3 separate regions of the Mus musculus genome follow, and regions 2 and 3 are each linked to region 1. The links are chromatin loops, found by intact Hi-C in ENCODE. Cell type or tissue: heart. All regions are shown on one strand.

Region 1 (8,000 bases):
CCTGTGACTCAGGTTCTGGGGCATCCAATGCCTCTGGGATCTGTGGGTACTTGCACTCATGTGCACAAACCCACACAGATGCGCATTTAGACATACACACATAATTCAGTGTTTGTTTGGTTTTTTGGTTTTTGTTTTATTTAAAGCCAAGCATGGTTATACACACCTGTAATGAAAGCACTTGAGTGGAGAAGGCAGTAGGATCAGGAGTCTGAAATCACCTTGGACTACATGAGGCCTAGGCCCAAAAAGAAACAAAAAGAAAACCTGCACGCTTAGCATAAAATAATGCAATCTGGGGATAAATCCAGGTGACATCAACTTATTATTTGTTTACAGGTGCAGAGGAGTTCTTAAAGTTAAAAGTCAGATAAAACACAAACCAAACAAAAACTAAACAGCCAGGAAAGAGAAACACGGCCCTCTGCTCTACCACAGACCCTTTTCATCAATCTCTCAAGTTTTGCTTTACATTTTTCAAAAATTACATGTAAATCAGAGACTTCCTACAACTCTTAAGTTTGTGTAGCACAAACAAAAACAAGAATTGGTAGTGAAAAATAAAGGCATGTTTAAAAACAAAAAAGATGGCCAGGTGTGGTGGCCCAGGCCTTCAATCCCAGCACTCAGGGATGCAGAGGCAGGTGGATCTCTTGAGTATAAGGCCAGCTTGGTCTACACAGTGAGTTCCAGGACAGCCAGGATTACACAGAGAAACCCTGTCTTAGGAGAAAAAAAAAGAAAAAGCTATTGTTTACTGCCTGTGCACATGTGTGTGAGTGCAGGCATTCCCATGGAAGTCAAAGATAACCTGAATCTGTTCTCTGCTTCCACCGTGAGCTCGAAGATGAAACTCACATTGTCAGGCTTGTGCAGTTAAGTGCTTTGCCCACTAAGCCATACTGCTAGCTTGTAAATTCGATTGAAATGAAATCTATACCTTAAATCTCCCTCCTAAAGGCAACTATACACAATGCCACTTTACTCCTAATAAACAAACACAGAAAAGAAAGCAGAATGGATTCATGGAGACTGAGTGCCCATAAACAGAAGTGGGCAAAGATCAGAGGCCCTGAACACCCACAGTAACTCACTGTGGTTCAACTCCAAATTCACCTTCTTATAGACCACCTACTCTGAACTAAGCTAAGCACTCAACACTGAGGAGGGCAGTCATTTATTTCAGAGTTGTACTATGAATAAAATTAAATTTGAAAAACAGACCTGATATATTCTTCCTGAAGCCTCTGTCCTTATTAAAGATCTTAAGGAAAGAGCAACAAAGATGTCAGGGTCAGTTGTACCATAATATCTTAACACCATCCTATCAAACAAAGTCCTTAAAAATTCATCTGAGTTTATTAAAAGGGCTGTCCCATTGCCAGCACCATAGAAAGATGCTTGAGGAAGTGAGGCTGCAGGCTCTCTCTCCCAGCCAAAAGCAGTTGAGGAGCTCATCCTGACAGCTCCTCAGACTGATTTAAACTCTTCAATCTTCTCTCAGAGGTCACCCACCAAGTCACGTGTCTCAGATCAAACACTGAGCACTGTTTTCACAGCTGGGCAAACTGAAGTAAATCAATTCCTTGACGTGGGAAAAGGACTGTTAATATGAATCCAAATGACAGGTTGCAACATTCCACCTTGTAAAATACTTTCTGTATTTTCCTTATAAAGACAGTACCAGTCTAGTTGCTCAAGATTCAAACTCCAGGCCAGGTGTGGTGACAAACACTTTTAGTTGGCTTTAAACACTTTAGCATAGCACCTAACACATTGCAAACACTAAAAAAACGAGTCTCTTCCCCCTAAAACTCCTAATTTTTGGCCCATCTTGACCTCAGGGATCTCATATTGTGTTCATTACACTCAATCTGTGCCCACATAAATCTCCCTCTGGACAGAAGTGCCAAGAGGATATGTCAAGTGATAACAGATTTTATAAACTGCAATGTCAAATGATATACTGATGATCTGAGGCAAGGAGTATAATTGAAATATAAACTTTGTATCTATCTACACAATTTTCTGAAAAGATGCACATTAGCTTCCATTCTTCCTAAACTCCAGCCTACTCAGGCCTTTTCCAAGTTTCACAAAAAGACCAAGCTTGCTCAGACTCCAGATCTTTGCACTTAACTGTTTTGTAATAGCTCTTACCCCAGCTCTTCCACCTCTGCCCCTTCCTTTCCTTGTGTAAGTGGCTAATGCCATTTTCCTATGAAGGCCCTTTCTGCCCTACCCAACCTCATCCTTCTATTCCCTGCATAGCACTTATTAAGGTCTCTGAAGTGTTTGTTTATTGTATATCATCACTTCAATGAGAACTCCAGGGAACGGGGATTTTTGTCTTCAGCATTAACGGGTGCTCAGTACAAACGTGCACTGTCAGTATATCAAAGGCTTGCCTGGATTCCCAAAAGCGACTAAGACCCCTAAATGGCTTGTGAATCATCACACTGCAAGCATTAAGGAAAATGGAATGAATTAAAACTGAGCATTATAGCCTGAGCAAGAATTGACATGTGCACCCCGAGAGACCCCAACAGGTGAGAAGCAGCTCAGAAACAGGGCCAAACGCCCTCGGTACATAATTGATATAGAGCAGCACCCTGGAAACGCCTCCACGCCGAACTAGGAGAGTGGGGGACCGCGGCCGCCGGGAAGGTCAAGCCTGTGGTCGCAGGCAAGGTCAGGCTCGACTTCCCCGAGGAAGACAAACAACCCTCGACCCCGGAGGCCCCGAGCTGGCCCCGCGCAGCCGGGGTGGCATAGCTCTGGCCGCGGAGCCTGAGTCCCGGCAGCCTCACCTGCAAGTGAACTTGAGGGCGAAGAGCAGGGCGCAGCCGAGAGCCACGGCCCCGCACAGCAGCTCTGGCCGCTGGCGCGCCATAAGCGAGGCGCCGCGCAAGCCGCGGCGGATCCGGCCCTCCAAGGACGCCGCCGCCCCGGCAGGGCTGAGGGAGCCTGAGCCCTTGGGGCCGCCACCCTCGTCCTCGGCGTCCTCGCTGTTGTTCCCGCCGCCGCCGCCGCGGCCTCCGCATTCCGACATTACATGCTCCCCGTGGCCGGCTTTATACCGTCGCTGCCGCCACCTCGGGCCCGGGGACCCGGCCCCGCACGTCACTCCCGGACCTCGCAGCCAGCGGCGCTCACTAACCCGGACTCTCCACGTCAGCCACACTTCAGAGATGCCCCGCCCTCCGACTCGGAGCCTGCGCGAATGCCGGCTTCCCGCGAAGCCACGCCCTTTGGGGGCCACGCCCTCGAGCCCATGGAGTCTGCGCGGGTGCTCGCAGCACTCGCGGCCGCGTCAGCCTTCCACCGGTCCCGCCTCTCTTGTAGCGACTCTGCGCAGGCTTGCAGTCACTCAAGCTAGACCTTGTCCTTCATTCACTGCGCTGACGCTACATCCTCGCGTCCGGAAGCTAGTTGGTGGTGTCTCCTTAGCGAGTCCTTCCGTTGGTCGGCCCTTCCGGGTACTGTTAGGGCTCAGATTGTCGCTAGTGCGTCAACACTGTTGACAGACCCTTCAGGACATGGGTGCAGTTTGTTATCTCTGCTTTTCAGAAAGTGGGGCGGGGAGGCCTCGTGCAGAGGCGAGAAGGACTGGAGGACACAGTAATAAAACGGAGACCGGGCTGCTCTGTAATGGGGTAGTAATAACGCTGCATGCCTTCTGCTTCAGTTTCTGCTTGCAGGATTCTACCTTGACTTCCTTCAATGATGGTAAAGTGTAACCAAAACAAACCCTTCCCTCCCCAAGTAGCTTTTGTTCATGTGTTTATTACAACAGTAGAAACCTTGAGACAAGTACTGATAAGTGGTAATTACATTCAACAAAAGAACCCAGCTCTAAGTAAAAGGATGGATGTATATTGTGTAATCCCATTTCTATGACCCATGCTTGATGGGCAAATCCACAGAAACATAGCAGACGTGATTAAAGTTTGGAAAGTATTGGAGTCAGGACATTGTCTGCCTCACGCCTCCAAGCAATAAGAATGCAAGGCCAGCCTAAGATACAGGGTGAATTATCTTCATTTTTCCTCCCAAAATTAGGTTTATATGAGTTGTGTATAATTTTTTAAACCAGGCTTAGTGGCACACAACTGTGGTCCCAACCACTCGAGAAAACCAGAGGACCACTTGTACCAGGACTGCATAGAGTTTTCAAGGCCAGACTATGAAATTTAGCAAGGCCCTATTTCAAAATAAAGTTTTGGTTGGGGCTGGAGACAAGGCTCAGTAGTAAGAATACTGCTGTTGCAGAAAACCCAAGTTTGGTTCTAAATTACAGGTAGTGAACTACCTCATACTTCAGGTAATCTGATGTCCTCCAAGGTACACACACATATAATTAAAAATAAAATCTTTTTGTAAAGTTGGTAGGGAGGGCAAAATAATCTAGATCAAATGTTTCCTATGTGGGGCTGGAGAGATTGCTCAGTGATTAAAAGAGCACTGGTTGTTCTAGAAGACCAGTGTTCAATTCCCAGCATCCACACGAGGCTCATAAAAGTTTATAGCTCTAGTGCTAGGGGATCGGACCTCCATGGGCACTGGTTATAATGTTGTACACATAAAATTGTAAGATTATTTTAACAAAACCACCCAATGGAGATAACCAAGTCCTAACATGTGCCAGTTAGTATTAGTTTTCCATACTATCACCAGAGTCCTGGAGGTGACCCCCATCTCCCACCCCCACCCCACACACTACTCACCTTAACAACCTGCAGTTTGCCCAAACTCTTTCCTAGGCTTCTCAGCATCCTACCTCTTGAGCTTCGTCCTGAGGAAGTGATTCTGATCAGGCAACTAACAGACTGGTTCTTCGTGGAGCCCCTGCCTCACAGGCAGCATGCTGAGCACCCTGGCCCACCAACCACTGCCCTGCTGCTTTCCTCCCTCCTTGCTGCTCCCTGCCTCTGAAAGCTATCAGGGCTGCAGGGAGACGAGCTTTTCTATGTGTCTTGTTCATAGCTATTTCTATGTTCAAAGGCACAGTGTCCACTTAACACAGACAAGGTGCTAGGCTTAAGCCCCAGCACCCCACACACCAAAAAGCAAACAAAACCTCTCTAAAACCCAGTTCCAATAACTCCTGAAGGAGAAAGGACCACACCAAAACTATGAAAGTCATCTCTATGTAAGATCTTTTATTACAAGCAATATTGGTCCATACACTACACAATACCAGCAGTACAAGTTGAATCTTTCAAAAATCATTATTTAAACAGCAAAAGACCAAGAAATAAAATTTGTGTCAATTGATTATTTTCCAAATATTGATGTGCATGATCATCATCGGTTCCCTTGCCACAGTGAGACAGACAAATACAGAAAAACCCATTTAACAGACACTAGTGCTAAATGGTTATTTGGCTTAAAAATCTGAGTTAAGAAAATCCTTTTTAGCAACCTACATACAGATAAGTAGCAGACTTTATTATATTAAATAACTTCATTCCACTAAAACACATAAGGAATTTCATCCATCATGTACTCCGATCCCACTGTGCATTACACTCACTGCTGTGGCTCTGACCTCAGAGTCATCCTCAACCTTACCCCTTCCCCAGCACACCTCATCCGAGCTTCTGTCCAACAGACAGCAACCTGGCAGCAAGTCCCTTCGCCATCTGATGCCAGTGGCTCCGCAAGAGCTTAGCCAGGCCTGTCAAACAGCCTTTTTCCTATCTACTGTGGGTTGCTGCTCAGGAGGAACGATAGATGCCAATCAAGCAGAAATCTGCAGCTCTTCTGCTGTGTGCCTCTCAACACTTGCAATTTTTCTGGTCAGTGCTCTGATTGGGTTACATAAAAGCCAGCATATTACTTTAAATCTTTAAACAAAAAACTATATTTTCCAAAGTCATTATCATTTGGGGCAATTAAGTGATCTTTCCGTGCTTTCTTGAATTTCATCTGTAGGGCCTTTCTTCTTTCTTCCCATTCATGAAGTTCAGCATTTCCATGTGCAAATTTACAGCTGCTTCCTTCTGTGCAGGAGCCATTTATATACCTGTTAGGAGTATATGATGCAATTAGAAATAGGGTCATGACTCTTGAAAACACATTCTCCTCCAGCTGTGTGTCTGATCTGCATACATCTTCTGCAGTCATAAAGTTGGCATTTTCCCTCTCTCTTTTTGCTGCTGGGGATAAAACAGAGGGCCTCCTGCCTACTAAGTACATGTTCCTAACCACAGAGCTGCATCCCAGACCCACTTAGGAAACGTAAGCCCGGGACATAAATCTTCTATGGACACAATATACACAACAGGGAATTAGTACTATGAACTATTTAAAAGTGTTTGTCCGTCAGCAAGTCCTGCAAGGGCTGGGGGCCTAGCTCAGTGAGAAGTGTTGGACATAAAGGAGGTCACTGGGTGCCCGGCTACATTGCTCTCCACCTGATTCCCTTAAAGAGTACCTCACCCAAACTAAGTGAGGCTGCTGGGATCTAAGCTCCAACCGCCCTCTGTCCCTGCCCTTCCTATAGGCAAACATGTCTGGCTTTTCACATGGATTTTGGAGGCTTGAACTCAGGTCCTCATGCCTGTCCAGTAAGTAGTGCTCAAACCTGCTGGATCATCTTCCCTGCCTCAGTTTGGGGGCAAGGTATGTAAAAAGAAAAATATTTTAAGGATTTTATGATATTTAAAATTATCCAACAAGATTCTTTATTTTTGTTTTCTTGTGATATTGGGCCTTATGCATCCCATAACTCTGATTGTGTCCCCAAGTCAGAGGCTCTAAATTTAGTAAGTAAATACAAACAGTAATTTTGAGGGAGGGTTTTTTTTTTCTTCAAGACAGGGTTTCTCTGTGCATCCCTGGCTATCCTGGAACTCACTCTGTAGACCAGGTTAGCCTTGAACTCAGAGATCTGCCTGACTCTGTCTCCAGAATGATGGGACTAAAGGTGTGTGCCACCACCACCTAGTACTTGTTTTTTATTTTATATGTATATGAATATGCCTGAGTATGTATGAGACTGAAAGATCATGTCTCATCCCTTGGAACTGAAGTTACAGGTAGCTGTAAGCCACTTGATATGTGTAATAAGAAGCAGATCTGGGGCCTCTCAAAAAGCAGCAGGTGCTCCTGACTGCTAAGCCATCCCTCCAACCCAATGCTATATTCTTTTTTTTTATTAGATATTCCCTTTATTTACATTTCAAATGTTATCCCCTTTCCTAGTTTCCCCTCCAAAAATCCCCTATCCCCTCCCCCCACTCCCCAACCCAACCACTCCTGCTGCTAAGCCATCCCTCCAACCCAATGCTATATTCTAAGTTTATATAGAAAATATAACTTAAAAGCCACTAATTTTCTGAGCATTGATTATGAGCAAAGACATGCCAGAGCTCTGAAACTCCAAAGGTGGTGAAAGTGTGGGCAGGTGCACCTGGATACCCTTCCTGGGGGCCCCAGCGCCTGCCAGGTCACAGCACCAGGCTACCACCCACTTCCTACTCTAGCTGCAGATAAAAAGACCATGGAAGGGCCATGGGCTCAGCCCTCTCCACAGGGAACCCTCAGGGGCCTACACACCTCTCACAAATACTGAAGTACCCAGTGGGGAAGCGGTGCTGCCAGCAGTACTGGTCATCCTCAGTGTGGAAAACCTTCTCCTTGTGCTTCTCAGAGGAGATGTGGTCTTGCCATTGCTTCTCACTGTTACAGTTCTTCCCACACATCCAGCAGTGGAAGTCCACCTAAGAGTGCAGGGAGATGTGCTGCCTGAGAGCCTGGACCTCTCACTGCTGCCTGAGATTAGTCCAGGCTTCACTCTGGGGAAGCCAGGCAAGGGACATATAATCCAAAACCAGACATAGTATCAGTACAGGACCAACTACAGTATGGGGACAGAAGCCAAAGCACAAGAAGCTAAGTAGTGCTCATCCAGAGAAGCTGCTGTACAAACTAGGTCATTTGAAAGGCAGTTAAGTATTCTGGGCAGAATTAACACCCTGAGGAAAAGCAGGAGC
Region 2 (8,000 bases), 69 kb before region 1:
AGGGATTCATCTCCACTGTGACTGACAGTTATCCAAGGATGAGGACGTCCTCTTCTCTTCTCTTCTCTTCTCTTCTCTTCTCTTCTCTTCTCTTCTCTTCTCTTCTCTTCTCTTCTCTTCTCTTCTCTTCTCCTCTCCTCTCCTCTCCTCTCCTCTCCTCTCCTCTCCTCTCCTCTCCTTCCCTTCCCTCCTTCCTTCTGTTCTCTCCTCCTCTTTTCCTTTAGATAAAGTCTTATTACGTAGCTCAGGATGGTCCAAAACTCTCAGTCTTCCTGGCCTCGAGTCCCCTGCCAGACGACAGATGTGGGTTAGGCAAGCTGCACTTCTGCCCCCTCAGTTATGGTTCTGGACTATGGAGGACAAACGCAGGGCTAAGAGCCTTTTGTGAAATACACAAGACTACTGGCTATGCTGGCGATGCAGCTGGTCAGCAGAGGCCTGCCTAGCATGGGCAAAACTCTGGTTCTACTCAGTTAAACACCACAAAAACTGGGGCCTGTGGTACAAGCCTGAAGTCTCAGCACTTGAGCAAGGAGGAAAGTAAGCAATACCTGTTTAACATTCAGTGATTTTCCCCGAAATAGAACCATTTAAAAAGGGACCAGTGTGTTACTGTCAAAAATGAGAAAGCAACATCTGGCTCATAAGACAAAGGGAACCGAGGCATAAATGCTTAGAAAACAACACCTGTAGCTCAGGAGTGTCAGCTGTCTGAGATGGGCCAGGAAGCCTTCTCTCTGTATGTAAGAGGCAGAACCCGCCACAGATAACACAATGAAGCTGGCTATTCAGCATTCAGTGAGGCCTGAGCTTTGCTTTTTGTTTCGCAGAAGGGGAAATTCTCTATGTTCCACCTAGCCTCATTCTGTAGAATTCACCAGCGGTTCTCCTCTCCCTGGCCAGGAAACTCCCTGTGGGCAACTAAGTTTCACTTTGTTTTTAGGCTTAAGCCTCTCCTGGGAATTCCTGGGAGGCAGCTGACCGGCTCAGCCTCCTAATTGCTGGCTGTGCAGGAAGGCCCTGCTGCAGGGTGTCTCCTCCCAGGCCTCTCTCTCTACACCCAGCCCCAGCAAGCCACGTCTTGTCCCAGTGCCTCTGGCGTTCTGGGGAAGTGGGCACAGGGCCAGGCCGGCCCACAGCAGGCCCAGCTGGGCCCCAGCGAGCCCTTATCTTTCTTGTTAATGAAAATCTGAGAACCTCCAGCCAGTCCCACTGGGAAGACCCTGGGCCAGATGTCACCATAGAGAAAGAAGGGGCCCAGAGAGAGGATGCGGGTTGCCAGAGGAGAGCAAGACATCCTGCCTGCTTGTCACGGAGAGAGAGTAAGGGCCTGGGTAAAGCAGGCTCCTGGCTATAAGTGCAGGGCTCCCAGCTGCCCCCGTGGCTCAACCACAGGCAAGATGCCTGCAGCCTCTGCCACCTTCAGTAGCTGACTTACCCACTGACTGCTCAAAGTGTGTTTTCCACTTATCACCCACTCCTGGGAGCTCATAAGAAAAGCAAAATCTAGGCCAGGCGGTGGTGGCTCATGCCTTTAGTTCCAACACCCAGGAGACAGAGGTGGGCAGATCTCTGTGAGTTCGAGACCAGCCTGATCTACAGAGTGAGTTCCAGATCAGCCAGGGCTACACAGAGAGACCCTGTTTCAAAAAGCCAAAAACAAATAAAACAACAACAATGACAACAAAACAGAATCTCAGGTTCAAAGCAACTATTGCATTGTGACACTCTCTTGGGTGACTTTGAGGCATATACTTGTTTGTACTCCAGTGTCCTCATCTGTACATTAGGGGTTGGGTTTGGGAATATGCAGTGTTTAGTAAAGTAATCAATTCATTCTAAGTGCCAGACTGGCACTTATGTAGCCCAGGCAGGCCTCAAACTCAAAATGTAGATAAGGAAGACCTTTGAGTTCCTGATTCTGACTCTATCTCCCAAATACTGAGATTATAGATGTGTGCTGCTGTGTCCTCTCTATGCAGTCCTGGGGATGAAACCCGGTCCTCTTGCATGCTAGACAAGTGTTCTATTAGCCTGCCACTTTTGAAATTAGTCCTGTCTATTATTGTTAGCACCAGCGAGGTAACAGAGCTATCTGGGTTTCTGCCAGTCACTGCCTTTCTCACCATCTCCAACAGTGGGATGCAGGAGACCCACCATGAAGCCGAGGAGCTGAGGCTCAGAGAGGTGAAGTCACCGGCCAAAATCCAAATGTGGTGATCTGAGTCTTCTCTAAACTTACCCATGTTAGTAAGGTAACCAGTGAGCAGGTAGGCGTCCTTCCCCTGTGCCCATTACTTGATGGGTTCCCAGTTCCATGAGGTTTGTTTGCTGATGACCCCATTTTTCAGATGAGGAAAAGTGAGACACAGAGGTTAGGTTAGCCCTCCAGTAGGCAAGGCTAGATTTGAAGTCATTTCTGTGGTATGCTGCTCACCTCTCCCCACGTCCTCCCCTCAGTCATATATATACCTGCTCGTGTTTATCTCCCTGCCAGCCCCAGCTCTGGAGTTCTGGACCTACCTATTCCAGGCCTAGACCACTAATGAGAGGCAGGAGCTCTGAGGACGCACAGCGATGGGCAGGTCTGTGAACAGGAGCTGTTCAGAGCCATCAGGCTCTAGGCTCTACGGCAGCTGGCCCAGAGCCCTGCTTCCTTCTGCCTCTCTACACCAAAGCCAGCTTACTTCCTCAGCCCAGTCCTTCAGCAGCAGAGACAGCCTTGCCATCTTACTATTCATTCATTATATCTTATAAAGAGCCTACTGTGTACTGACTGTTCTGTAGGCTCACCAGTGAACGATTCAGTCTTAGTCCTGAAACGGAGACTGAAAGCTAATGAGATGCCCTTAGAAAACACGATTTCCCAATGGACATGAAAGTCCATTGACTGGGAAAGAGAGCAAGGGTGTGAAGCTGAGATCTGAAAGATGGTGTGGAAGAACGTTTAAGATAAAAGAAATGACATGGGCCAAAGGATGAGAGGTATGGAGGGGAATCACTCTGCTGAGGTGAAGTGAGGGAGTTCCCACACTTCAGCTTGTGTGCAGGACCTTAAGAAAGTTAGCAGTCCCTAGCTTCCCAGCTCCCAGGGGGATATCCCAGTCTTATCTGCCCCAACCAAGTTATTTCTTCCTGGCTTCCCAAGTACCTTGGGCCTCAGAGGTCTTCAAACTCTTTGTGGAGTTCCTGGTGGCCATCACGGAGTGTCCCATCCTCTCTCAGACTCTTTTTGGGGGGCAGTCAGTACACCAATTAGCACCTTTGTGTTCCTAGCCAGTTGTGTCTAGCTTCAAATCCTGCCTCCAGGACAGCACATCAGAGTATTTTAAGTCTTCTGGAGTGTTGAGTTCCTCATGTCAAATGGGTCGGTATGTTTTTATTTGGCGTTCTTTTGATGTTGTTGAGTGGACTGAACAGAGTACGGCACTTGGTGAAGGCTTAACTAAGAGGTTATTGAGTCCGCATCCCTGAGGACAGGACCTGGTTTGTCTGGCTAGTGGCTCAAGGGCGCAGCAAGATACATGATCAGTGCAGAAGGGTGGATAGATGAAAGGATAATGATGGAATTGAAGGGGAAAAAAGGAAGGAAGAAAAGAAGAGAAAAGAAAAGATGAGAAAAGGAAAGAAAATCATTCGTCTCTGCCTGTAATCTCCGGGCGGTGTATCACACTCTTACCGCTGTGCGCCTCAGTTTCCCCTCTGTCGTTGGGTTGACCCTCGAAGAAAGAGGACGCCAGGCGCAGGCCCAGTACTGCCGGCACCCAATAAGCGCTCAAGGAAGCCTGGCCTCCCGCCTTCTCTGCCCCAGCTCCGGGAGCCGCCAGCTGAGAAACACTACCCACCCCCTTGCTTACACTCCCTCTGCCCATTGTGCGCCTCCGGGCCCAGAGCGCACGTGACTCCACCCAGCCCGCTCCGCTCCGCCCCGCCGTCCCAGCGCGATCTCCAGTTGGTCGCACCAGAGCGCCCCGCCCCCAATCAGGGCGGAGCCCAAGCACCTCGCCCCCTGCTGATCGGGCTCTGGCGTCTGGCGAGGGCTCCGCGGCCGACCCGGCTGGCGCGCAGGCGGAGCCGGGGCGGCGGGGCTGCTGCTGGCTAATTGCACAGGACTGCGGGCCGCGACATGGTCAGCAGGGATGGGCAGAGCAGGCGGGTAGGGGGAAGGGACGCGCCGGATGGATCGGGGTGCGGCGCTGGCGGGTCGGCGCGGCAGATGCCGCGCGCGGGCGGGGGCTCTTTGTCCTCCGCCGCGGGATTGGGACAAAGGAGGTAGCGGGGGGCGGAGGCTGCTTGGCTGGGCATCTGCCCCTCTCCGTGACCCACGGTTCTATGTCCTGCGCGGATCCTCCGGGCTGCCCGGAACACTCACTCCGCATTGACGGGGTTCCTGGCAGCGCCCCAGCGTGGTCAAGATGGGATCGAGGGGAACGGGGGCCCAGGGAAAATCTGGCGCTCGTTTCATTGGTGGGGAGACTGAGGCTGAGCCGCAGCGTTTGGTCCCAGGTCGGGTCGGCAGTGATTGCGCGGCGTGGGCTTGAATGGGTCTCTGGGACCCCCCCCCCAGGGAAAAAAACTGGGGTCAGGCGGACTTGATTTGTCTTCAGCTGTCGTTTCCTCCTCAGCTGTCGCCCCCTGAACAGGCCCCTACTTCCCTAGCGCCTCGCCTTGCTCCTTCGATAGAGTGGGAGAGACGCGGCGTCGCCTGGCACCGCGCCTGCACACCGCCCGCGCTCAGCACGCGGGAGCTGCTGGGACGCTTGTCATTAGTGTCCAGTCCTCTCGACCCAGGTCACCTAGACTATCTCCTAAGGAGGGGTCAAACACAGACTCATTGTGCTCAGCTTTCAGGAGAAAGAAGACAGGTCAGACATATGACGTTTTAGAATCAGGTTTGAAATCGGTTATTTAGGATCGGGGCTTCCTGGGTATCTGCACCTCCACTTTTTAAACTGTGTGACCTTGGGGACCGAGTTAACTTCTCTAAGCTACAGATTATTTGTCAAGTAGGAAGAGCAGTCATTCGGTTCTAGGATTGTTTTGATGCAGAAGTTTTGGAGAGATCCACATGAGATGTTGGAGCTCAAAAGTGTGGCATCAAGGAACTTTTCAGCATCGACTATTATATCACCGCCAGAGTTGTATGGCCAGATGGGACCCTGACGAGTGGGGGCAGAATTCAGGCTTGGACTATGAGATTGCAGCTCACCTCGGGCAGTTCCCAAACTTCTTAGTCTTAGTTTCCTTTCCTGGCATAAGAACTGGGAGTAGGGTGGCATCTGGAGCAGATTTCTCTTCTGGAGGAGGAAGGGGAGGGGAGAGGACAATGGGCACAGCCATGATAGATGTTCCCTTTTCTTTCCTGTTGCTGTTGGTCCTCCATCTAAGCTCTTGGATGGCAGAAGCCCTCGGTGATGGTGCCTTTGGGGTTTGACCAAGCAGAACCCTGAGCAGGAAATACTTCTGGTCTGGGGTCCCCTGAAGAGGACACTTGGAAGGTGGCCTTGCTGGAGGATGGAGCAGTGCAGGAAGCCCCTGGATGTTAGTTGGCCCTGAAAGCAGGGCAGTATTTCTCACTGCCTTGGAGGCCCTGGGAGGTGGAAGCTTTGGATGGAGTGGCAGAGTGGTGCCCAGCTGAGTACAATAGCACTGGTGATGTGCCCAGTTAAGTGATGAGTAGGCAGAGGATGTCCCCAGAGAAGAGGCTATTTGTGACATGGGTCCAGGCCAGGCTTTGTGCCCTGAGGTACAAGAAGTTACAGAGAAAAAGGCAAGACATTAAGAACAGCCTGCTGTGGATAAGAGTGGTGAGAACCTGGCCTGCCTTGTTGCCTTCTGGGTGGGGTGAAAGGTTAGCTTTGGGATCCCATGAAGAGGTAGGGATAACAGACGCCTTTCCAAGGAAGACCTAAAGGAGAGTGTGAATTTTAGGAGACCTCTGCCCAGAGGTCACCACACTGTATGTCATTTTGAGACCAGTGTGTTCTAGGACCAGTTACCCATTGGTCTGGGCCTTGAGAAACCAGGCCCAGCAATTCTCAGCATTGCAGACTGAACTGGCTGTGGTGTGCCCAGACCCACATTGACCAGTGCTCACCTAAAAGTTGTCACTGCAGCTGCTCCCGAACAGGGTACGTGGGATGGTCTGTGGTCTGACCCTGTGCCTCAGTTTCCTCATAAGCAGAATGGGATGATCAAGGCAAGTAGAGAGGAGTAAGGTGGATGTAATGGCATAGCTTTGAGGTGGTCCTGGAACTTCCCTCAGCTGGGTTAAATTATGCCTGACCCATGGGCCTTGGTGAATGAAATGGGGTGGTCAGTGGTTATGCAGAGGGTTGTACAAGCCAGATGCAGGGCATCCCAGCATCCTCTGGGTTCTGCTTCCCTGTTACCACCTACCTTACCCCAAGCATAAAGAATTACCTTGGTTTTCAACCTATGGGTTACAACCCCTTTGGGAGTAGAACAAAACTTTCATATGTGGTTACTTAAGACCACCCGGAACACAGATATTTACATTGTGATTCATAACAGTAGCAAAACTACAGTTACAAAGTAGCAAGGAAAATAATGCTATGGTTGGGGGTGACCGCAACATGAGGAACTGTATTATAAGGTCGCAGCATTAAGAAGGTTGAGAACCACTGAGCTAGCTGTCAGTTAGCTGTCAGACCTGCCATCCTCTACTGCCATGCCTTGGCCCTGCCCTGAACTTGGGTTACATCCTCTATTCCCCATGGCTGCTTCCTAGCAGGCATGGGGACCTGTGAGTAGGCAACTGGGAGAAGTCTGGACTTAGGGAGCTGGCTCAAAAATAGGGTCCTCTGGTTGATCCCATGAGAGCCAGCTCTCTTTCAGCTCATCATCACATGCCTGGCCTTGGTATACTCAGTCAGTCTTTATTGAGTATGTATGCAGTAGAACATAGCTGTGAACTTGAGGGGCAGTGACCTTTTCTTAGTCTCTCGGGAGGGCACAGGCCAGAAGATGACAGCCAGGGTACTACTCTGTAAACCAGAACTGCAGAGAGCTGAGGGCCTTAGGAAAGATGGTGCATGTAGGGGTGTAGGTGCTGGCCAGTGTGGGAAGAGGTAGCATCGGGAGTCTTGAAAGCAGCTCCAGGAGTCACTGCTGAGAAAGTGCTAAGTTCAGTCCTAAGGACGGAGGCCACCACCGGGCATGTTCATGAAGTATGGGTGGTAGCCAGACCTGCAGGGGATGCCGGGGCAATCTCAGGAGCCCTCCCTTCTGAGGCTATCATGTCTGGCCAGAACTTCTCAGGAAACGTTTGCTAAATGAAAAAAGAAACAGAAGCCCTAATGGAGGCCACAGAGCAGGCATGACTGGCTGGGTCAAAAGTCATTGTTTGTGCTTTTAGGTGAGAGGCATATATCTGGTTCTGTCCACCTCCAAGCCTAGTGGGCATAGTGAGCAGGAGTTTGAGCTGCCTCAGTTTCTTCATTAGTCACAGAACAGCTGTTTCCCTTAGATCATGGTGCCATTGTTTGACTTTCCACTTCCGATCCCAGAACCACCCCAGACCCCAAACACAAACTTCCCTTTCTGAATTGCCACTGCCTTGCCTTCTGGTCCAGCCCACAGGAAGACGTGCAGGTGGAGGCGGAGTGGGTGTCCTGTGTGGGCTGGCTGTGTGGGCTTGTGGGAACTGATGGAGCCAGCAGAGCTCTCTTGGGACACGCAGCTCTGGGAATGTGGGGAAGCCAGGGGCCAGGCAGCCGAGGCTTTCTGGTTGAGAGAGGCTTCCTTCCTGGCTGGTGTAAACTAGGTCAGAGTTTCTTCCTCCACCTCCATGTGGGTGCCATTTGGGGCCAAGCTGTTCTGCACTAAGGTTTTGGGAACTATCCTATGCCTTGAAGGGTATGGAGCAGAATCTTTGGACTCTGCCTGCCGAAGTGTGGCCAGGTGCATAGTTGAACTCAACTTGAGACCTAGTGATCAAAGGTCAGGGAATGGAGCACCCTGGGCAGAAAGAACTATGT
Region 3 (8,000 bases), 190 kb after region 1:
CTGGGGACAAACTGGGCTTCCATGTGGAAATCAAAGGAAATTCATTTAAAAATGATTTATCCAGGAGTGTGGTCTTCACCTGTAATATCAGTACTTGGCAGCTGAAGCAAGCAAAAAGTCACCAACAAGCCATGAGCTGGAGAGATGGCTCAGTGTCTAAGAGTATGTGCTGCTCTTGCAGAGGATCAAGGTTTGGTTTCCAGCATCCACATGGCAGCTCATAACCTTTTGTTACTTCAGTTCCAGAGGATCCAACAATGCTTTTGCACCAGGCATATACATGGTACACACACAGACACGCACCAAACACTGATACATGTTGTTATAGAATAAAAGAAGTTGGAGACCAGCTGACAGTGATTTCTAGGCTACATATACACAAACAAATAACATGCTAAAAAATGCTCTGTAAGATGCCATTTTAGGAAAACTAGGACAAAACAGACAGCAGGATCCATCTTTAGGGGTTGGCAAGATGTCCGTTCAGTTGAAAAGGTACCACCGCCAACCTCTTTAGGTTGCTGAGTTTGATCCACTCCCATAAACACCCCTAATGTCCACTGTGATGTGACTCATCCCAACACAACAAATAAACTTAAAATGTACCTTCCATATTCTTTTCCCTTCTGGTATTGGAGACTGAACTTGGGGCCTTTCTTGAACATGTTAGCTCCAAACTCTTCCTGCCTCAGCCTCCTGGTGGCTGGATTACAGGTATATGCCACCATGCTCAGCTTCTGTAGTCCAAAATGTCACTCACAAGATGACCCTGATGTGCTGTGATATATGGCAATTTCTTGTGTAAGATGAGGTCAAATCCGCATAACTTCCAAGAGCCAAATAGGTAATAGGTACAGAACTGATCCAGTTTGTGGCTTTACCAGTAAGGGTATCTGTCACGTGCTCAGAGTACTCAGATAGCAGCAATGCCATGGACTCCAGCCCATTGTCTCTATGTCCCTCCTGCTGTCACATTTTGTAGTCTTTATAAAGTCAGGTTGTGTAGATTTTTCATGTGATATATCCTGAGATTTAAATGTGGTCAATATAAGACAAGATGTAAAAGCTCCTTATTCCCACAAAGCAACCTGCCTCAGGGCCCTGCAGGGGCTGTAGTGTTAGTTGGCGACTCTCAGTGCAGGATGCACTCATCCTTGGTCTTGTGCTGCCTTGTGTCCTGCTGTGTCCTGCTGTGCATGGCATGACAATACCACTGAGGCTCTCAGGTGAATGCCTACCTGCTTCTGTACCATCAGGATCGGCTCAGCTGGACAAGGCCGACACCGAGCTGACTAGGATCAGGGCTGGTGACGACAGGATCTTTCCCCGAAGCCTGGAGTATACAGTGGAAGAGTGCACCTGTGAGGACTGTGTCAAGAGCAAACCCAAGGGGGATTCTGACCATTTCTTCCCGCTTCCAGCCATGGAGGAGGGGGCAACCATTCTTGTCACCACAAAAACGGGTGACTACGGCAAGTCAAGTGTGCCAACTGCTTTGCAAAGTGTCATGGGGATGGAGAAGCCAACTCACACTAGATAATGAGCTTCCTAACTGGTGTGAAGCTGCTTTGAGAACCTTCTGTCAGGAGAGCTGGTGTTTTAGATGTCGTTAGGATGACCGTTTACCAACCAAGAATACAGTTTTTTGTCCTTTAATTCTGGTTTTGTAGTTGACATTGTTTATGTAGTTTTATTTTATGTGCATTGGTTGTTTTGTCTGCATGGAGATGTGAGGGTGTCAGATCCTGGAGTTACAGACAGTTGTGAGCTGCCATGTGAGTGGTGGGAATTGAACCCGGGTCCTCTGTAAGAACAGTGTTCTTAACCACTAAGCCATCCTTCCAGCCCATGGTTGAATTTTTGACTCTCTAAACCAAAACCAAAACAAGGTGGTGGTGGTGTATGCCTTTAATCCTAGTACTCAGGAGGCAGAGGCAGACAGATCTCTGTGAGTTTGAGGCCAGCCTGGTCTAGACAGCTAGTTCCAGGGCAACCAAGGCCACACAGAGAAACTTTGCCTTAAAAAAAAAAAAAAAGAAAGAAAGAAAGGAAGAAAGAAAGAAGAAACAAACAAATAAAAAAGAAACAAAAAGCTCTCCAACATCTCTAGGCCCCAGAATATTATGTTTCTATCAGGCACCCACAAACATGGTAGGTATATTTGAGGACAAACTGGATTCTCCCCATGGCCAAAGAAAGCAAGATTGTCCCATGTTTTTCTATAAGTGGAAGCCAGGCTAATTCTGTGTGAAATGCAGCAGGTGCCAGCATGCTCATAAAAATGCATGTGCTACTGCTGACAAACACGAACCTGGTACTGTTTTCAGCTCAAGTGCAGGTGTGTGCACTATGTAGGCTTAATGGTGCCAGAGATTGTTCTAAGTCATTTTACACATACAAAATACTATAAGGAAGGTAGACCATTATTACCTCCACCTTATAAATGTTGTCAGGACTGAGGATTGGCTTAGGGGAGATAGAATACTTGCCTAGCATACTCAATGTACTAGGTTCTACCTCCAGTTTACACACACACACACACACACATACACACACACACACACACACACACACACGGAGAGGGGGGAAGTGAAGAGAGAGGAGAGAGAAAAGAGGAGAGAGAGAAGAGAGGAGAGGAGAGGAGCAAGACACTGAGTGAGTCCGAGCAGGGTAATAGCCAGTGAATGACTGTTTTATTTTATGAAACTGTAACAAGACATTTGAGGCTTGTTAATGTGTGAAGTATCAAAACATATCAAAACATATCATTTTTCTTTTTCTTTTCTTTTTTTTTTTTTTGGTTTTTCGACATATCATTTTCCTTACAGGCTAGCCTTAAGCTCTTGATTCTCTCTGGACTGGGATTATAGGAAGGCAGGACCTGTTCCACACTTGGTCTGCCTCATTTGTGGAGTTGGAGAGCTCCACGTGAAGATGCTAGCATCTGGGGAGAGAGCGCTGTTTGTGTCCTCCCAGGGTGGAAGGTGGAAGATTTTAGCTGAAGCCATGTGAAACCTCTGTAGGACTTAAGACCACTGGTAAAGGGCAGCCTGCAGGTTTAGTCACCTCCCTTTCCTTTCTTTATTGGAATCAAATCCAGGATGGCACACATGTGTTCTTCCACTGAGCTACTACAGTTTCTAGCTCTTCATTATTTTCTTATTTCTGATCAAGAGCCTAAGTTCTCCAGGCTGGGTGACTCCAGCCTCATATCCAGCAGGCAAAATAGTCTTTCAACTCCATATTTAAAATAGGGCAAAACCCTGGATTTCACAGTTGCTGTGAATTTAGCTCTTGTGTTCTCTCAGCACCTACCCACCTTTCCTCTCACTGTTGCCTAGAGTCAGTTGGACAACTCTTGTAGTTCCCTTAACCCACTGACCCACTGTCATTCTCCTCAGACCCATTACAATGCATTCTCATTCTAGAAAGTTCTCTCTCTCTCTCTCTCTCTCTCTCTCTCTCTCTCTCACACACACACACACACACACACACACCCACCACAAATTCTCCCAAGTGCCTCAGGCAGTAATTCGATTCTTCTGTGAATGTTGGTATTAAAGGTGTGCATGGTCACACCAGGATTGTAAGTGAAGTTTCAAATTCTGACTGCATCACTGTGCTTTGCACTTTTATTCCCACATCCATCATCAAGAAAGTACAAACTCTCCTGCCTGCAGGGCCTTGCACGTGCTACTCCAACTACTGAACTATATCCACCACTCCGGTTTTACCACTCCGGTTTTACTTTTTATTTCGAGAGTCTTGAGAAGTTACCCAGAATGGCTTTGAATTCACCTTTTGTTTTTGTTTGTACAGAGAGTTGAAGCTTGGGCCTCCTGCATGCAAGGCATGTGCCCTCTCTACCAAACTTTTTTTTTTTTTTTTTTTTTTTTTCGAGTCAGGGTTTCTCTGTATAGCCCTGGCTGTCCTGCAACTCACTTTGTAGACCAGGCTGGCCTCGAACTCAGAAATCCGGGATTAAAGGCGTGCGTTACCACGCCGGCCATCCACAGCTCTTGAATTCTTGCAGCTCAGGCTCCTGACTTATCCTCTTGAATGTTGGGATTTAAAGCCTGTACCACCAGGCCCTGCAGGCCCATTACTCTTTTTTTCTCTCTTCTCTTTGAGACAGTCTCAAGCAGCCCCATCTAGCCTCGAAATCATTGAGTAGTTCAAGGTTGACCTTGAACTTCTGATCCACCTGCCTTCCCCCGAGTGCTGGTTTGACGGACATGCAACACACTACTCCAAGCTCTCGGTACGCGTATATCGCATCCTTGTCCGAACTTCAGTCTAAATGGATGTCTTTTTCTTGGCTCGGGGATTGGGAGGCATTGATTTTGTGAGGTGCCGGTTCTCTTCCCTGCTACCCTGGGGCGTCGATTTGCCCGAGTATTTTGGTTCCGGGTCGGGAGGCGGGCCCTAGGAGAGTCACTGCTTCCGGGGCGGGGCCAGCGGGCGGGGCGCGCGTTCTCCCGGCCTGTGTGGAGCTCGGCGGCTGCAGACGCGGCGGCGGCGGCAAGGCAGGCGGCGGCCCCGGGAGCAGCAACATGAGCGGTGAGTGGCGGCCCCGCTGCTGTCACCCGCCCCGTAGCGCCACTGCAGCCGCACGCTCCGGGCCCGGTGTGCTCACACGCTGCAGACCCCCGCGGGGTCGCTCGCAGGCTCGGAGCCCTGGCCCGGAGTCTCCTGCACCGCTCCCACTATCCCGGGGCTGGCGCTCCTGTCCCTCTGCCTCACCAGTGACAGCCAACTCCTAGAGCAGAGCTTGCTCCCAATTCCCTCCCAGACAGCCGATCCCTTTGACAGGTTTCCGCACCCCGGATTCTCAGATCTCTGGTACTTGCCTTAGTCCCTCTTTCTCCCGTGACCCTCCTGGGACTCAGCTCCAGTTACCAGCCCCTGGTTTTTAGTTATTCTCTGTTCCAGGTCTCTTCCACCCAGTGACTCCTCTTTCTCCAAAGGCAAAGAGCATCTCTAGACACCCCTGTCACACACAGCAAACCAGAGCGACAGCTCCGGGTCCCCAGAGGTCTCAGTGTTAGGACAGCTTTGTCTTCTTCCCTCCTCTTCCCTGCACCTGTGTCCCCAGAGCTGGCCAGTTAGCCTCGCAGCGTCCCTCTCCCGGTTGTGCCTTTTGTATTTGGGCTGTTAGTTCATGCTTCAGTTCTCTCCATGTCTTCCTCTAGCTCATCGTTTGAAGTCTCCGGTTGTGTCCTGAAGCCCTTTCCTTCTTGCCCAATGCTGAACCTAAATGGGGCTCAAGCGTTGCCCAAGCCAATACCACCAGCAGGGAGGTGGAGCGGGTGGGGAGTCTGGAAGTGAGAGGCAGGTGCTTGTGACGGCTTGTGCTCAGTGATACCGAAGTTTAGTCCCTTTGTCGGAGTCTGTGTCTTCAAGCCTCCCTCTGAAGAGTCCTGATGATGTTTTGATGTTTTGGTGCTAAGTCATTCCTGGGTGTTGCGCGTGGAGATGGGAGTGACTCAGGGAAGGCTTGTGTTGGCTGTTGATTCTCCTGCTGGACTCAGGGATCTGGATTCCCTTAGGAGGACCCGCCTACCCTCGTAGTTTCTGTTTTTTCTTACTGTGCAGCTGGATTTTCGTCTCTGCACCCAGTCTCTAGACTTGCACTCAGGTGTTTCATGGAGCGGAGAGGGTGCTAGGGCAAAGGAGCAAAGGGCAGTCTTAATTTTTTGTTTTTTAAATTATTTCTGTGCATCTTTAAAAAAACGTTAGATGCTTTTTGTTGCTCAAGAGCAAAGTTTATGGAACTGTGGTCTTATTGAGGGGACTAATGGAGGGGTTTTTACAGTTTACGTTCATCTGCCAAAGCAAATTACTGGGTCTAACTTAACACTAATGTTAACAAAAACGTGTGTGCCAGCATCCACCAAAAGGTGATGGAGCCCAATGTACTGGGTTCAAATCCTGGCTCTACCACATAAAGCAATATGCTTTTTTTTTTTTTTTTTTTTTTTTTTTTGGTTTTTGGTTTTTGGTTTTTGGTTTTTCGAGACAGGGTTTTTCTGTATATCCCTGGCTGTCCTGGAACTCACTCTCTAGACCAGGCTGGCCTCGAACTCAGAAATCTGCCTGCCTCTGCCTCCCAAGTGCTGGGATTAAAGGTGTGGGCCACCACCGCCCGGCAGCAATATACTTTTTTTTTTTTAAACTCGTGTTTTGGTTATTAGTTGGGATTTTCTTTTTTTTTAATTTTTTAAAGATTTATTTATTTATTATATGTAAGTACACTGTAGCTGTCTTCAGACATTCCAGAAGAGGGCATCAGATCTCATTACAGATGGTTGTGAGCCACCATGTGGTTGCTGGGATTTGAACTCTGGACCTTCGGAAGAACAGTCAGGTGCTCTTACCCACTGAGCCATCTCACCAGCCCAGCAATATACTTTTAATTAATTAATTTAGTATGTGTGTGCAGGTGTGTTTGCATGTGCACATGTGTAGGAGGGCCAGCAATCAACCCTGGCTGTTTTTCTGTCTTGCTTCCTTATTTGTGGAGATAGGGTCTCTCACTGACCCCAGGACTCACCGTTCTAGCTAGACTGTTTTGTTTAGCTGGTCTTGGAAATCATCCTGTGTCTGCCTCAGCACACCAGTCCTGGAGTTAGAAGTATGTCCCCCAGCAAGCACGTCACTGACTGAGCCACCTCTCCATCCTTTAAAGATGCGTAAGTTAGAGCAACTAAGGTGGAATTTGCAGCAAAGCAAGCATACACAATAGCATCTGCCTCCTAGATTAGTAATGACTTTTGGTTGCTCAGCTAAATGATTGGTGTTAAGTCCTTTAACAGGGCTCATTGTTACTCTTTCCATAAAAGCTGAGTGAAGAGTGGGGACAGGCTTGCATCTTAGTCCCTCTGGGACAATGGTGGGAACCAGGCACTCTGAAATACTTTGTGATCCCAAGGGGTAAATCCAGAGCCTCATGTATGCTGAGCCTATGTCCTCTCACCAGAGATAGATACCTTAATCCTAACTTTTCCCTTTGAATGTGACCAAAGGGCTCGTCATAGACCTGGATGTCTGCAGAAGAAATTCCTTTACTTCATTAGAGGAAGAACTGAAATTGAGAAACCAAAGGAAATTGGCCAGTTTATCTTTCAAGGAGACACTTAGTATCAAAACTCTGGCTCAAGCATTTGTAGTTAACTAATGACCTGTGTTTGGCCCTGGGACCCATAGGATAGAAGGAGAGCTGACTCCTGCAGGTTGTCTTCTAACTTCCACAGAAACACTGTGGCTAGCACATGAATCCACAAGATAAATAAATACAAACGTAATAAGAATTCAAGGGAAGTTTCAAAAAAATCATTAGGTCTCAAGCCAAACAAAGCATTTAAAAGAGACCAAATGGCCTTTTTGGAAAGAGCAACTGGAGGCAGGAGCCTCCCGTCCCCTCCCCAATGCCGAGTGCATGCCACATCTGGAGTTTTAGTAATGTGTGTTTCATATAGCTCCTTTGTTCAGTTGTAACCAAGTGCGCTGTCAGTTTATTCCTTTCTGAAATAGTATCATTGATTCAGAAGGGTGGAAAGGCTAGTGTGAGGTCAGACCCAGCCCTACTCTGCTAAACATGTGCTTCATACTGTGTCTAAGCTCAGGGTAGGTACTTTTGTTTCTTGAAGACTGAGGTTGAAAATGACCCCATCCTACCTCCCTTGGGATTGATAATTCGTGCTTAATGAAATTAAGTGCAGGAGAAATTTCCATTCTTCTCGAGGATTTTCCTGCCAGGTGTGTGGCAGGCTCTTGTCTGTCACTACAACACTCCCAACACTGGGTTATTATGCGTTTGAGGTCAGCCAGGTCTATAGATCAGGTTCCAGGCTAGCCTGTGATACCTGGTGTATACCTGTCTCAAAACTGACACCCCAACTCAAAAAATTTGGGGGTGGGGGTGGGGGTGGGGGTGGGAGGATTACTTCAGACACTGCAAATGTGGGATTGTATAATGCACTGGTATCTCACCTCGTTGG

Evidence for each region. Peaks named below come from ENCODE experiments on the same cell type or tissue, not always from the same donor. Only the 100,000 strongest peaks of a DNase experiment are listed, where the experiment ranks them.
Region 2: it touches region 1 in a loop (3-fold over the local background); 5 of 42 quality-filtered maps call a loop at or near these places.
Region 3: it touches region 1 in a loop (4-fold over the local background); 2 of 42 quality-filtered maps call a loop at or near these places.

What each region holds. Positions count from the first base shown.
Region 1 is chr16:11,131,458-11,139,457 of GRCm38, forward strand. It overlaps Txndc11 (thioredoxin domain containing 11), which reads right to left and starts at 3,075. Exons shown (of 12, transcript NM_029582.2): 1 at 2,811-3,075. The coding sequence starts at 3,052. It overlaps Zc3h7a (zinc finger CCCH type containing 7 A), which reads right to left. Exons shown (of 23, transcript NM_145931.3): 22 at 7,564-7,727; 23 at 5,137-6,028. The coding sequence ends at 5,839. In heart, a CTCF peak has its summit at 3,096; a DNase peak (open chromatin) is centred at 3,314; H3K4me3 peaks cover 3,319 bases; H3K27ac peaks cover 2,270 bases.
Region 2 is chr16:11,062,319-11,070,318 of GRCm38, forward strand. Snn (stannin) reads left to right here and starts at 3,980. Exons shown (of 2, transcript NM_009223.3): 1 at 3,980-4,129. Gm9861 (a long non-coding RNA gene) reads right to left here and starts at 3,950. Exons shown (of 2, transcript XR_003951968.1): 1 at 3,680-3,950. In heart, a CTCF peak has its summit at 3,979 (motif pointing left); DNase peaks (open chromatin) are centred at 1,083, 3,953, 4,693 and 7,673; H3K4me3 peaks cover 4,335 bases; H3K27ac peaks cover 4,975 bases.
Region 3 is chr16:11,318,419-11,326,418 of GRCm38, forward strand. Tnfrsf17 (tumor necrosis factor receptor superfamily, member 17) reads left to right here. Exons shown (of 3, transcript NM_011608.1): 3 at 1,257-1,650. The coding sequence ends at 1,540. It overlaps Snx29 (sorting nexin 29), which reads left to right and starts at 4,486. Exons shown (of 21, transcript NM_028964.4): 1 at 4,486-4,560. The coding sequence starts at 4,554. In heart, a CTCF peak has its summit at 4,675; DNase peaks (open chromatin) are centred at 4,443 and 5,463; H3K4me3 peaks cover 2,244 bases; H3K27ac peaks cover 1,543 bases.